Regions from separate parts of the Mus musculus genome. Here region 2 is linked to region 1. Evidence: chromatin loops called from intact Hi-C (ENCODE). Cell type or tissue: left cerebral cortex. All regions are shown on one strand.

Evidence for each region. Hi-C counts contacts between places; a loop is a spot of excess contacts. Peaks named below come from ENCODE experiments on the same cell type or tissue, not always from the same donor. Only the 100,000 strongest peaks of a DNase experiment are listed, where the experiment ranks them.
Region 2: it touches region 1 in a loop (4-fold over the local background); 6 of 42 quality-filtered maps call a loop at or near these places.

Annotation. Positions count from the first base shown.
Region 1 is chrX:10,066,350-10,074,349 of GRCm38, forward strand. Srpx (sushi-repeat-containing protein) reads right to left here. Exons shown (of 10, transcript NM_016911.5): 2 at 7,420-7,479; 3 at 3,024-3,215; 4 at 1,076-1,252. Among named protein-coding and RNA genes, the nearest start is that of Srpx, 47 kb to the right of the region's middle. In left cerebral cortex, a CTCF peak has its summit at 4,563 (motif pointing left); DNase peaks (open chromatin) are centred at 4,568, 7,115 and 7,820.
Region 2 is chrX:9,135,680-9,143,679 of GRCm38, forward strand. No RefSeq gene overlaps it. Among named protein-coding and RNA genes, the nearest start is that of 4930402K13Rik, 35 kb to the left of the region's middle. In left cerebral cortex, no CTCF peak of the experiment used is centred here; a DNase peak (open chromatin) is centred at 4,055.

The DNA.
Region 1 (8,000 bases):
GCTTCTGCTCTGAGGACAATGGGTTTGAGTATAAAGATACTAAACTCCTTCCTACATTTTTACTCCTGAAGCAGGCTTTCCATTTTCAGCTTACTCGAGAATTACCTCCACTGGCTTTTCTAGAAGTAGATTGGGCTCAACTCTGGAGTTTCTAAGCTTGCCAGTCTCAGATCAGGCAGGAAATTTGCAATTTTGCTAATGCTGCTTCCAGACAGCGATCCTGGATCTCCAGCAGGAAAATCATCTGAGATGCTTTTAGAAGTCTGTTGGCCTCCTCCAAATGCCTCTTTTTCAGGCTCCTTGAATCAGCATCTCTAAGGTAGGCTACTGAAAGGTACCCAGGTAGCAAGTACATGTAGCTATGGTGAAGATGCACTCATTATCCCTAGGCAAGTGATCATCAACAGATGGGCTAATTTTCCTCCCCAGGGCCACTGAAAAATGTCTAAAGACATTTCTGATAGCTACAAGTATACTGGAGCCAGGATGAGAGGATAGTGTCACTAAACGCTCAGTGGGTAAAATCCAAGAACACTGTTAAACATTGCAAAGGGGAAAGGTCCACAACAAATTTTCTGGCCCCAAATGTCTGTTGTCTCTTACAGGATCAATCCCAAGACCTGCTGACTTCAAGTCTGTAGTTTTCTCAAGGTCCCCAGAGAATTTGAGAAAATTTGAAAAGCAATATCTGAGGTTGGTGGCCCTCTACTTGAAGATCTTAAAATTCCTAGAGGGCCTATGGAAATGCAAAGTGTTGGCCCCACATCCAGGATTTTAAATTCGGGAAGCAGAGGAGGATATGAGAATTCACAGTTCTAGTAAGTTCCCAGGAGTAGCAGCAGCAGGTCTAGAAACTGACAACAGTCAGCTGGAAGCTGGTCACATCAAAGTCTGCTAGTTAGAGACTGAGGTCGAGGGCTGTTGGATTTCGGACCTGTGGGGCTACTGACTGAATGCTGTCTATTTAGGTTGCAAACGTGGGACACTGTTATTTCCTTTAATGTGTGTTATAATAACAAAGACCCATTGCTTCTCTCCAAAGATGGGCCCCCTGAAGCCTGTGATATTTTCTTACCTACACAGGAGGCTGGTCGGCCACTCCAGGCCTTGTTGTCCATACATGTGACTGTTCGCTCCCCTTTCAATGTATATCCTGGTGAACAATAGTACTCACACCGAGAGTTAAAGTAGGCACCATCGACACACTTAAACCCTCCATTTGCCGGCATGGTAAGGGTAGGACATCGCTTCTCTGTAAAGGATAGAATCAGACATGCAGTATAGTTTTTTTTTGTCCAACAATTCAAAAGCCAGACACTTGGAAAATATGCAGTGAACAGTTTGCTACAATAAAATTTGTGGCATTAAAAATACAGCATGTGGCATTAATCAATAATAACATGTGGCATCTGCCTATATGCCACACAGAACACACGATGCTTCCTATCACAATAGGTTGCTTTGGCATTCCAGCCACAACACTGTCCTAGACTGAATTCCCCAGAAGCGAACCCTGAGAGAAGAGAAGGAAGAAAGTGTTGCCAGGGGGAGACCAATGACTAAAGGGAGAAAGGGGAGAATGGTGATCAGAGCGCCAGCAAGGGGTCATGGAGAGCAGAGTCAGCTTCAGCTTGCTCTGTCAAGAGCACCCTGCAGGGAAGATGGCAGTTCTCATTCACACTCCACACCGGGAACCACCTTTTACCAGTCATTCCTTGGAGAGCTTTTCTCTTCTATGGGAAAAAAAAAAAAAGTTGAGCAGATGGCTCACACTTATAATTCTAAGACTGACACAGAATTTCCTAGACTACAATAAACAAACAAACAAACAAGTAAACAAGAAGTAGGTAGAGAGGCAGCAGCAGGAACATTTTCTGAAAGAGGTTTTCTCTTTTCTCTGAAGAAAGTTGAAGAGGGCAAGTGTGACCATATCTGGTGACACCAGCCTGCAATCCCAGCTACTTAGGAGACTGAGGCAGGAAGATGGCATGTTCAAAACCAGCATGGGCTACAAATTGAGTTGCTGTAAGCCTTTTGACTTGGTGAGACCCTGTCTTAACATAAAACTTTTGTTTTGTTTTTCTTCTTAAAGCTAGGAATACAATAGATTTTTTTCAGCATTTGCCAGGCCCTGGGCTCACATCCCAGTTCTTGGGGAAAATGAAAAGAAGAAATCCAACAAGGCCCTCACATAGATCACAGGGAAATGTGGTGAAACATTGTTAAGTGGGTACTACATAAACTCAGTTATAACATCTACATATTCTGGACCACATGACTATAGTCCTGAGCAGCACTTGGCCCAATCCTATCAATAATGTACTGTGCAAAACATGTTGAACGTATGTTGAAGACTTAGAAAACATTGGGTCATCAATAAGGCATAGCGACTTTGGGTAATAAAGGCATCCAAAATGGGTTTCACCAATGCTCTACCCATCTACAGCCTAAATACAGGAGAACTTGTCATGAAGCAGAACATGTCATTAGTCTGCCTGCCTCTGGAGGCAGCCAGCAAGCAAGGAACTTCACAGATGAGCTTTGAGACATTGCCCCTGAAATGCAACATCAACTTCATCCCAGGCCTACTCCATTACACAGACTTAGAATCACTTCTTCAGTGACTCCCCCTTGTACCCCTAAATCCTACCCTTCAGGATATTTGTTTTTCATGATTTTCTTTTCCATTAATCTCCTACCCAGGAGCTCCTAGTTTAGAGCCCTTCCTGTACCCATGTCATGTCTTTCACCTCTACCTAGTTACACGCTCTGGAAGTTTATTTACTACTAAATCACCAGCAACTCTTTGGAACTTTGTATTTACTGAACAAATATCACTGGTGTGCTAAAAAAAAAAAATCTATCTATTCTTTCCCCCAAACAGTATAGCATACCCTTCTTTGGAAAAGGAGCACACATTCACTCTGTTATATTATAAAAATCGACTAGCTTTAAATCAAAGCTTCATCTCAGAGCAAGACAGTTTTGTCCCTGAAGACTCAGCACAGGTCTAGTCTACTCACGTTTGCAGATGACCTTATCTGACCAGCGCTTGTTTGACTGGCAGATGAGCTGGGAAGAGCCATGAAGCTCATAGCCCTTTCGGCAGCGAATGTCACATCTGGTTCCCAAGGCTGTTTTGTAGTATCCCCCAGGAGGTGCCCTGCAGTACACATCCCCATACTTCACCTTGATGGGAGAGCACCACGGAGTGTCTACAGGCAGAAACAAAGGGAGAAATAACAAGTGACAGGTTTAGATAATGCAGCCCTTCACTCTGTGCTACCAGATTGGCTACATTCCAGGTTCTGAACCTCCAATGCTGGCCTGTGTATTAGGAACCTCTAGATAAGAAAGTTATGGCTGTGAGACTGAGCACTAGACATAATTAAATATGAATCTAAATTACTTTAAATAGTTGTTTGATGTGGGCAAGCGACATCAACTCTCTGAGTTGATACACCAATAACTGGCTAATGTTATAAGAGATAAAGACTGTATGTATATTTATCACCTAGCACGATGCTGAGAACAAAATGAATGTTCAATAAGCTTTTGTTTTTCTAGTATTTCCCTTAATATGATATCCTGATCTATTGAAACTAATTGATGCCATAGTAAATTTTCACCCTAGCCATCTATACATAACAGAGTCAATTAACTGTGATTTCCTCCCAGCTATATGCATATTTCTCTGTAAAGCAAACCACAGTACTCATGTTTGCTAATTTCAACTAAGCTATACCAGTGTTCACAATAGAGTGTCATTTTGGCTTACACTCATGGAACAATTGCTCCAAGTAAGGAAACAATCCCCCTTTTCAGATGTCAATAGTTATACACCATTTGGGGTGACATCCCCTCAGATGGAAAACTTGATTTTGGTGTTCTAGTTGCTGTGGCTGTGTTGTCTAGTTTTTGTGAACTTGACACAACCTGGAGCCACCCAGAAAGGTGAAACTAATTGAGGAATTGTCTCCATCAGATTGGCTTATGGGCATGTCTATAGGGCATTTTCTTGAATGCCCAAATAATGGGTGAAGGTGGTGCCAACTGTGAGCAGGTGATCCTGGATGTTATGCATAAGAAAGCAAGCTGAGAGCTACAGAGAACAAGTGTGTTAGCATTCCTGCAGCATCTCTGCTTGAGTTCCTGCTTTGGTGGACTATAACCTGTAAGCTTTCCAAAAGAGCCCTTTCCTCCCCTAGTTGCTTTGCTCAGTATTTTAGCATAGCAACAGAGAAGCAAACTAGGACAACTGCCCAAAGCATACCTAGGATGTCATTAATAAAGCTGAACTTCTCCCCTATCTTTGAAATGTACCATGCAAAGAAACCTTCAAAAGAAGTGCAAAACTGTCTTCTTAGTGGAGGAGTTCCTGAAGCAGCCAGTCCATGTATCTCTACGCTATCTGGGGGTCAGGGACAAGTTCCCTGAAGTCGGGGGTGGGTGTAGAGTTAACACATTGAACCAGAGCTACATTCCTATAGCTGCCCAGCTCGTTATCCCTCAACAGCACCTGTGCTACCAGTATAACCAGTATGTGGAGTAAGTTCGCCATCATGTGGCCACAAAGGAACACAGGCCTCCCTCCACATTCCCCAGGAACGTTCTCCTAAGGATGTTCTCCCCACGCTCAGCAACCCTGCTAAAGGATGCTGCCCAGGTTTTGGCATTTGAACACTTTTTTTACACTGTTGCTTCATGGTTCTCTTTGGCTAGTACCTATATCATATAATGCTTTTCAGAAAGTTGTCAGTAGATTGGAAATTGAAGACTCAAGTAACATTCCCTACATGTCCTGGGTAGAGATGATAAGGACTCACCCTAGAGACTATGTATTCACTTGCACCATGTAGATTCAGATGTGCAGAGCGCACAGCAGGCCTACAGGCCTTCCTGCAACACTTCCTTTCTGGAACATTTTATGCAGGCTGTCTACATGTACTATGTATATTTGTGATCTATATGAAAAAGATCTATGTGTGTTTTCATATATAACAAATTCACATATTTGAATGCAGCATGCAATTAGCAGATTTTTCTCCCTTATTTGGACTCTTCAAATTCTTCTGTCAGTGGCGACTACATATCTAAAAGCTGTGCTGTTGTCGCCATGGGGAGGGAAAAACATCTTGCATTTATTTATTTGCAAAAGGCATTTTAGTTTTTGTTATCTTCCAAAAGAACTCTTTAGAAGGAATTTGAACAGTTTATCAGTTCTTTAGTAAAGATGATGGGAATGTCAGTGTGCATGCTTTGCATATAAAGTGCAGACAAGCACCATGGGTAAGTCAAAGTAGACATCCAAACTGATTAATCAGGAAAGCCTTTGCATCCCCCAGGGCCAATGTGATAAGCACTCTAATTAAATGGAGTTGGTGGAGCTGGCAGCATGGAGCAGCAGGCTAATGAGGAACTACTAGTGCTTCATGGATGTGAGCCAAAACACCTGTCCAGACTCAAGTGCAGCATGAGGGAGGGCCACAGGACTCACTCCTACTCTCTCTAACCCTTGGGGCCTTCTGTAAATACCGGGCAATTCTGACACATCTCTATGCGCCTTCCCCTTCCCTCAAGCAGTGTGAATATACTATAGTATCCCAAGTAAAACCATCAACATTTATTCTGCCCCAATCCCTCAAAAAAGTAAATAAATACAATCAAATAAGTAAATAAGATGTCACATACTGGGAACCTAATGTATGCTATTTAATCTTTCTTTCTTCTTTTAAATTTGACTCAATTCAAATCAGTTATTGAATATATACTCTGTGCCACACTCTGGGAGGAGCTTAATATTCCATAGCTAAAGTTGCAGTTAATCATGGTTGAGCTCTAAATTTTAAAATGAATGACACTTAAAAGCTGAAGTGTAGTTCTTGAACAGAACAATTGTCTTGCAATAATAGGCCCTAGGTTTGCTCTTTATCATAACCACAATAACAAGAAGAAAAAAAAACTTTAACTCTCTATTGTAAAAATTTAAGGCATATAGTGTGTTTTGATATGTGTGTATATACATATAAAATGTGTAGTGTGATGATTCCTACAGGCAAGCCATCTAACTGACAAGAGAAATAATTTATCATGAAAAAAATGTATTCTTAGACATTCAGGTCAGGTCCTGGGCTAGGCATATTTTTGGATATATTATTTACTTTCTATCTTGCAAGGCTATGAGATGAGAAGGGGACACCAAGCACAATGAACTAAGGACACATGAGGCCACCACTACTGTCTAGGAGTCTCTTTACTGTGCATGTGTGTTAGGACTCTTTTTAAACTGGGGACTCACAAAGAACTTAAAAAAAAAACTTTCAGGAAGTTTTATGAATCAGAGCATCTCCTTACCCCAAACATCTGACTAGAAATTTGTGATTGGTTGGATTGCTTAATGCCACAACAATGAAGGTAGGCACTATTACATTCAGAAATCAAAGCAAATATGGAAACACACCTAGACACAGGAACCAGTCATTGTTTAGAAAAACTCCTCCCCCCACTCCCCCACTTCTTGGGAAAAGACCTGAAGGACAGTCTTTAGGCAAAGGCTGACCAGAACTTTTTCAATTCTCGAGTAGCTCAGAAGTGTCACAAGAGTGTAGGTTAGTATTTTCCTGCCAGAGTATGAATGCATTTCTTGGGCCAAATGTCAAATTGAAACTTTACCAGACTGTTTCCTTGAGGGTTTCCCGCTGCAGTGAGAGGCAGCTGTTGTAGACAAAGAGCATTTTACATTTACCTTCCTTTCTGCTCTGAGCTCCCTGGCTCCAGGGAAGCAGCAGCAGGAGTTGTGAATAGACTTACCTGAGCCAGTAGGGAAAGCCTCTTCCTTAGGCTTTAGATACCTGCTGGGAGTGGAGCCTGGGCACAGTGGAGGGGTGGATTTCCTATAGCTAAGTTAAAATTCATTTCAGCAACAGCACATTTTCCTTCTCATCTTAGGAGCCAGGCTGGGCTCAGAAAGAGCATGAGAAAAGCTCATGAAAATCAAGGTTTCCTCTTCTCCGTGCAGTCAGTACATTAGCAGCACTGGGCGCAGCACCCACCTTGGGCGGTTTGCTCTGCACACTTCCGGCTGTAATGTATGAGTAAGGCTTGATTTTCACTATCATCAGCTACAGCTTGCCTCGGCAGAAGTGAGGACAGTAAAGACATTTAGAAGAATAAAATGACCACGGGGCACTGAAAGGCAGCACTCCTGAGATTTCTTTTTCTTTTTTTCCTTCCCTTGGTTTTCCTATTGGAAGGATGAGTGCCCACACACATTTATTTTTAAATATTTATTTTCCTAGACAGGCAATTAGAAAGCCAATGTGTTGTCTGGTCACTTTATTACAGTCTGCTCTGCGAAGCTTTAAAGAAATATCTCCTGGCATCAGCGGGTCCTTGTCAGCACAGAAGCAAAGAATTCACCTTTATATAGAGAGTGTGAATACCAGACTCCATCGTCTTCTAGTGGTGAGTCTCCAGATCCTACAATAAAAAGAGAACAGAAACTGCAGCAAGAAAAGCCACACAGTATGGGCGCATATTTCAAAGCATTGCTTTGGCATCATCCATGCAAGAGGTGCTATTAGATTGCAGAGCCAAGAGCAGAAGCTTCTGTGGCCATTCATGATGGGACAGGGAGCTCTCAGAGTGAACCTGGCTCGGCTGTAGTGGCTGGAGCCAATCAAAATGAGCCTCAGACTGTTTTTGGAATCACCACAGGGCCATATGAAATTCTGGAATCGGGAAAGAGAAAGAAAGTCAAATTCACTCTGAGTCGATGCCAATGTATATGAAGCTCATGCCAGAGCAGACACCATAAAATGTGTGTGACTCAGACCCAACCCACAGTTCCTCCAGTAGACAAAGAAAACCCAGTAGAACCTTGTGTTTGTAGTAGCTAAAATAAGTCCATCTGCTGAAATGAATCTGGATGGAGACCAAGAAGGGAAATCAAATGTCTTACCTCAATGACAAAAGAAATATACAACTGCCTTGGGAAAACT
Region 2 (8,000 bases), 930 kb before region 1:
CAATCACAAAAGAAGTCATTATATATGCACTCACTGATAAGTGAATATTAGCCCAGAAACATAGAATACCCAAGATACAATTTGCAAAACACTAGAAAATCAAAAGAGGGAAGACAAATGGGTGGATACTTCATTCCGCCTTAGAATAGGGAACAAATACCCATGAAAGGAGTTACAGAGACAAAGTTTGGTGCTAAGAGGGAAGGATGGACTATCCAGAGACTAACCAACCTGGGGATCCATCCCATAATCAGCCACCAAACCCAGACACTATTGCATATGCCAGCAAGATTTTGCTGAAAGGACCCTGATATAGCTGTCTCATATGAGGCTGTGCCAGTGCCTGGCAAATACAGAAGTGGATGCTCACAGTCAGCTATTGGATGGAACACAGGGCCCCCAATGGAGGAGCTAGAGAAAGTACCCAAGGAGCTGAAGGGGTCTGCAACCCTGTAGGTGGAACAACAATATGAACTAACCAGTACCTCCAGAGCTTGTGTCTCTAGCTTCATATGTAGCAGAAGATGGCCTAGTCGCCCATCACTGGGAATAGAGGGCCCTTGGTATTGCAAACTTTATATGCCGCAGTCCAGGGCAAAGAAGCGGGAGTGGGTAGGTAGGGTAGTAGGCCAGAGGGAGGGTATAGGGAACTTGCAGGATAGCATTTGAAATGTATATAAACCCTATAGGTGGAACAACATTATGAACTAACCAGTACCCCGGAGCTCTTGACTCTAGCTGCATATGTATCAAAAGATGGCCTAGTCGGCCATCACTGGAAAGAGAGGCCCATTGATTGGGCTTGCAAACTTTATATGCCCCAGTACAGGGGAATGCCAGTGCCAAAAAGTGGGAGTGGGTGGGGAGGGTATGGGGGACTTTTGGGATAGCATTGGAAATGTAAATGAGGAAAATACCTAATAAAAATATTTTTAAAAGAAATGTATATAAAGAAAATATCTAATTAAAAAAAAGGCATTGCTCACTCTAAAACCTTGTCCAATCTGCAACGAGAGAGTTCAAGCTCTCCCTGTTGAATTCTGCTTTTCTTTCCTTGGATGGATGCCAGATGATAGCATTATTTAAAGACATTCCCTGCCCAATTTGCTTCCTCTTGTTTTCATCTTTCATAAGCTTTAGCCTCACAAATAAGTTTTATTTCTTCCCAATTCTGCCTCAATCTTCCTCTGAAAGATCCAAAGATCTAGTTTACAGCTCTCTCTCTCTCTCTCTCTCTCTCTCTCTCTCTCTCTCTCTCTCTCTCTCTCTCTCGCACGCATGCACACACACACACACACACACACACAGACAGACACACACACACACACACATGTGTGTGCTCTCGTGCGCAGCTTAACAGAGAATGACATTCCCCTGGGAAGTCAGGGGTGGTATCATTGGGTGTATGCCTAGGGAGGGAAGTTTTAAAGCACACAGGATAATTGGGTCCACTTTGATTCTACAGTTCATTGTTAGAGTGGTAAAACTGAGATTGTATTCATATAGGTTTTATTCTTCTGCTTTGTGTCTTATTTAGTTTGTGGCACAGGGGAAATAGAAAGGAATCATTTATTTATCCCTTTAATCATAGTATGATTATGAAAAATTATTACACATAATGCAACAAGTCCTTTAGTGATTGCTTTTTTCTCAAATCCCTTTTTCCCCCAAAGGCTACCTAGAGCGCTCCTACTATTAGTTTGTAGTTATTTCATTTTTTTTTTGTTTTTATTTTCTTTTTTGTTTTGTTTTTTTAATTAGGTATTTTCTTCATTTACATTTCCAATGCTATCCCAAAAGTTCCCTATACCCTTCCCCCACCCTGCTCTCCTACCCACCCACTCCCACTTCTTGGCCCTGGCATTCCCCTGTACTGGGGCATATAAAGTTTGCAAGACCAATGGGCCTCTCTTCCCAATGATGGCCAACTAGGCCATCTTCTGCCACATATGCAGCTAGAGACACGAGCTCTGGGGAATACTGGTTAGTTCATATTGTTGTTCCAGCTATAGGGTTGCAGATCCCTTTAGCTCTTTGGGTACTTTCTCTAGCTCCTCCAGTGGGGGCCCTGTGATCCATCCAATAGCTGACTGTGAGCATCCACTTCTGTGTTTGCTAGGCCCAAGCATAGCCTCACAAGAGACAGCTATATCAGGGTCCTTTCAGCAAAATCTTGCTAGAGTATGCAATGGTGTCAGCATTTGGAGGCTGATTATGGGATGGATCCCTGGGTAGTTATTTCATTTTTAAACAAAATAATCAAATTCATTACCATAAGAGGCTCAGCAGAATGACAGATTTGGGGGTCGTGTATACTTTACTCAGTTTTTTTCAGCAGGTGAAGAAAGACTCTTATTAAGGGTGAGGAAACATAGATACAAAGTAGGCACACAGAGAGAAATACCCTCCACAAAGTAGAGAAGGGTCTCAAGAACTGAAAACCTGGTTGGTCTCTCCTTCAGGGTTGTGGATTTACATATCTTTAAGGGTGTCTTTCTCTTCCAATTCAGGCATTGTTAGTTTGAACAAAGACAGTTTGAACAAGACAGATAGGTCCATGAGTTTGGGATTACACATACTGTTCTGGCCTTGAACTTGTGAGAAAGGTCCATAGCTGGCGGTCCCTACTGGTGGGGGGAAAAGCCTGTCAAAGGTTTCATATTAAGTTTCCAGGCTTTTGTCTCTGGTGAGGAGGGTGAATGCAATGCCCGTGATCTTGGCAGTTCATCATCTTTGTTATCTACTTATGCTCTCTCTCCTCATCTGTGTGCCTATCAGGAAATCTATCTCACTATTGGTTCTTATTCTGCCCTCTCAGAGGTCACACTAACTACTGTTGGGGGTTGTAGGCTACTCTATTTTCAAACTGGTAAAGGGGACTGAGGTTGAAGGGACAGCAGCTGGAGTGACTTGGGAGAGGGTTGATGTAAGAGGCAATGGTAAGACTTAACAGATCCAGGCAAAGATCCAGAACATAAGAAAGCCATTATGAGAGTATGTATCCTTGAGGCATGCTTTGTGAGTAAAGAAGCATCTAGAATTCTTTTCACCTTACTAAACAACATTTAAATTAATCATCCTGTTAAGAATTTTCCTCACTGACAGTCAGATTTTAAGGTACCAGTTTTGCGCCAATGCCTGTCTTTGGAAAGTGCTTTGTACACAGCTCTTGTTGCAGTGTTGGAGTTGATGACTTTTGCTTCCCTCCTGGACACCCCACTTTCCCTATATATCTACTTATAGCACCAATTATAATGTCAGGTCTAATGGTCAACGCTCCATCCAGAGAAACTTTGATTACTCAGGATATAAACTGAAACTTCAGCAGACAATGACTTGTACCTATATTACCATAGATCTCTTACTTGAAGGGTCTACCTCTGACTTATAACATTTTCTGGCTATGGAAGAATGCTAGAGCAACTTAGGTGTTAAGCCAAGAAATGTCAGTATGATGACATTTGGAGACGGAGCTTTGGGTACTGATTAGGTCATGAGTGTCTCTGTGAGACAGGAAAGAGCTTAATGCCTTTCACTTTATTTTCTGTTATACAAAGATAAAGCAAGTGTACTTTCATCACCAAACCAGGAAACATTCTGTCTGAAAACCAAGCACAATGGCACCCTGATCTCTGACTTCCACCTTTCAGAAATGTGAGGAATGAATTTGTTATGTAAGCCACTTATTCTATGGTAATTGGTTAGGACCTGCCCCCCCCCCCACACACACATAAACACTCAATCAAATAAGCACTTTAGGCTGCCTTGTCTGCCCTTGTGTGCCAGGGTGGGGGTGGCACCCTCTCAGAGGAAAAGGGGAGGGGGGAGGGAGAGGAGGATTGTAGGCAGGGGTAATGGGGTGGGGCAGTGAGTACGTTGTAAAGTGAATCAACAGAAAATTGAAAAAAACAACAACAAATAAGCTACTTATATCCAAATCCTTTTCTTGGGATCTATTTTTAGGATAACTCACACTCACACATCACCCCCAGGTCTAGCAGACTCATTTTTCTCAGGAAATGAGAAGAGCGGCTGAGTCAGAGAGAAAACAGACAGGAAGTCAATGTGTAGGGTGAAATGACAGAAAGTAATAGAAATGACTCAGTCTAGGCAAGTTTTTGATAAAGAATCCCTTTCTAGCTCAAAGCCCTATGAGGCCCAAGGATTTATTTCATCTGTGAGCTCCGATTCCACACACATGAGCTTGATCATCGCCAGTTCAAGTATGTTATTGTCACTTGCTTTGAAGCTAACTTCTATTGACTCAACCAGAAGACTGAATTCTCTAAGGACACTCTAATTTCTAATTGAGAACCTAAGGCAGCTAGCGAGTTCTTCACTAATAAAAGCCCTTTCCAATCATGACACTCTAAACTGTGTGAGGCACTCTATACCCAACAGGAATTCCTCACTAAATCCCTTTGAAGTTTGAAAAGCAGATCTGGAAATGTTTGTAAACAGACTGCTTCCTATAATTTCACCCTATTATTCCTAGGTTTGGACCAGCTCCCAAGGCGGTTGGAATTTCCTATTTGTTCCTTTTCCTAAGTTCCTATTCCTAAGGCTTTGTATGTGTTTTGTGACTTGACCTTTCTTTTTCTATTCTAGTATAAAATGAATATTCCCACCAACCCAAAGAAACTTCAAACAAACAAACAAACCTGTATTCTTGATTGGTTGGAGAAAGATCAGCGGGTAGGGGCACACACAGAGCAAGTAAGAACTTCACTGGAGTAGGCTGACTCCCCTGAGGCAGATAGCTATAGCCCTGTGTTTCACTTAGTTGTAGTACTGGAGATTAAACTCAAGACTGGCGCCAAGGAATCTAATACTGAACTATATCCCTATACCTCTTTTTGTTTTAAGAAAATGTTTCACTGAGTTGCTCAGACTGGCTTTGAACTCCTTCTGTAGTTCAGGCAGGACTGGAACTTGTGATCCTTCCACCTCAACCTTCCTATGAGGTGGCATTACAAGTCTGCCTGCCCAGTACAACTTTGTCTTTCAAGTTTAGACCTCATCTACTTAGTTACCTCAGCATAAGAAAGGGCAAGACAGTGGAACCGTAGACAAAGCCTTTGGAAATAAATTCCTGGCAGTCACTATTATTGCCTGTCATATGAGCAAACACATTTGAATTTGGTAAACAACTGTCCTTGAAACTTATCAATAATTCTCTCTGGTTCTGATGGCATCTGACTCATGTGATTTAGATTTTGAGGTAATATTCTGTGAGTCCTTGTAGGGAAAAGAATAGCTACATAATAATTACTTACTAAAAAAGACAATTGGGATCCTTCAAATATTTATATCATATAAATATTGCATACTATAATATCTGGAGAGAAACAGAGGCCTAAAGGAACTTCAAAAGCTGAGGTTTAAACTACATTGCATTCTATAAGAACTTAAACCACAGTTTATGCCCAAGGTCTAGGTAAATAGATCAGGTCTACAGTAGTTGGAGCAATCGCCTTCCATGTAGACTTCTTTGCTTTTCATGTTCTGCTAAAATTATCCTACAAAAACACCTGGAAGACTCTACTTAAACAAATGTTAAAACTATCATTGCAACTTCTAGACAAACCAGCATGGTGTGCCACCTAATGTGATGTTTGAGACAGACACAAAAGCATTTATATCATAATTATGTCAGAAGAGTACATAATTCAAATCTAATCACAGTAAAATATAATACAACCATGCAAGAGACAGTCTACAAAACAATTGGCTTGTACTCAACAAGAACGTCTATGATAGGAAAGAAAAGGAAAGGAAAGGAAAGGAAAGGAAAGGAAAGGAAAGGAAAGAAAAGAAAGAAAAGAAGAGAAAAGAAAAGAAAAGAAAGGAAAGGAAAGGAAAGGAAAGGAAAGGAAAGGAAAGGAAAGGAAAGGAAAAGAAAAGAAAAGAAAAGAAAAGAAAAGAAAAGAAAAGAAAAGAAAAGAAAAAAGAAAAGGAAAGAAACCAGGCTAAGAACTAATCCTTATTAGCATTGGCTAGAGAAACATGGTTACTAAGTTTAATTAGTAAACATTGTTTGGCTCTAGGAAAACATTCCAGAAAAAAAAATCATATTTCTTTGTGACATTGATCCCTCCAACATTGTTGGTTGCTTCTGCTTCAAGTTCAGCCAGGAGCTCAAGCTAGTGGGTCGCTCTGTTGCCCACCATGGGTTTTCCATGAGGGCCTCATTGTCCCCCACGCTGACGCTGCCCACCCCGTTTCTTCAGAGCCAGGGCTGCCTATCCATTAGTGTTTATACCACTACCTGTGGTCTTTCTACCTGGCTCAAGTGCTACAGAACTACCACGTTGACTGCAAGGTCATGCCATGTCCAGCTGCAGTTCACTACTTCTTTTTAAAAAACAAACAAACAAACTATTTTTATTAGCTATTTTCTTCATTTACATTTCAAATGCTATCCCGAAAGTCCCCTATACCCTCCCCCACGCCCTGCTCCCCTACCCACCCACTCCCGCTTCCTGGCCCTGGCGTTCCCCTGTACTGGGGCATATAATCTTTGCAAGACCAAGGGCCTCTCCTTCCAATGATGGCCGATTAGGCCATCTTCTGCTACATATGCAGCTAGAGACACGAGCTCAGGAGGTACTGGTTAGTTCATGTTGCTGTTCCTCCTATAGGGCTGCAGACCCCTTCAGCTCCTTGGGTACTTCTTATATCTACCTGTCTATGGGGGCTTCTCTTGTTGGTAGGTTACACATGCAGAGCCACTTGCTGACTCCTCCTCTCTCAGCAACCAGTGACTGCCAATAGCTGCCCTTCCGAGGGTGGAGAGCCCTTTTGAGGCTCTCTCCTCTCTACATGCAAGGATTTAAACTTACTTGATCTGGTGCAGATACCCAGGGACATATACAGCTTTCACACTAGGTGCCTCCTTTTTCTCAGTGTTCTCTGATGAGCAAGGGGAGTATTGATGATTAGGCCACAGGTAAGAGCACTCACCGTTACTGTACTTACTTGGACCAGTTATAAATCTGCATTAACCTGCAGTACAAGAGAAGCTTCTCTGACCAAAGTTGAGATATCACAAACCTATCTATGTAAAAACAGCTAATTAGAGGGCAGCTTGACAGCAAACCATTTACCAAAACAGCAGGAGGTTTCCTACTAGGCAAATTCTTAGTTTACAGACAATTCTACTAGGCTCCTCCCAGGAACTCTGCAACAGCTACCTAGCAACAGCTTACACCAGAACCTGCCACTAGGTGCTATAAAGACTGACTCTCTAGCACGCTCTCTCCCTCCCTTTTCCCCCTCTGTCTTTCTGTCTCTGTCTGTCTCCCTCCCTCCCTCTCCCTCTCATCTTTTACTCTTTTTCTTTCTCTGTTCCCACTTGTTCCCAGTGGACCTCCCTGTCCTTCGCTTCCACTTTTCTTTGCTTCTACCCCTTATTGGCCCCACTCCCCTCCTTTCCCTCATAATAGAAGTCTTTTTATACTAGGCCTATCTCATGCCATGATTCCACAGGTTAGCTCCTTATTCCTGCTACCAGCACATTACTCTGCATCGCAAAACATATCATTGATGCTTAGAGAGTCCACAGGCTTTTCCTGTGTGGATTTAATTCACACATCCAGGAACCCTGGGACCCCATCTCTGTCTGCCTGTGACAGGATAGCTTTCTCCTGTGGATGTCTGCTTTTCTACCAGCTTGGGTTTTTTTCTCGCTATCTCCACTCTTCCTTCTCTCTCCCCTCTCCCACCACTCTCTATTCTCTCCTCTCCCCCTTTTCTCCTCCCCTCCTTCCTCTCTCCCTCTCCCTCTTCTCTCCTTCTTCCCCTCTCCCCTGACCCTCCCCTCTTCCTCCAATCTCCCCTCTCCTTCCAATTTCCTCTCTCCCTCCCTACTCCTTCCCCTCTCCCTTTTCCATTCCCTCCTCTTTCCCTCATCTCTCCTTTCCCACCTCCCTCCCCCTCTTCTCTCCATCCCCTTCTTTCCCCCCTCCCTTTCCCCATATCCCTCTCCCTCCCCTCTCCTC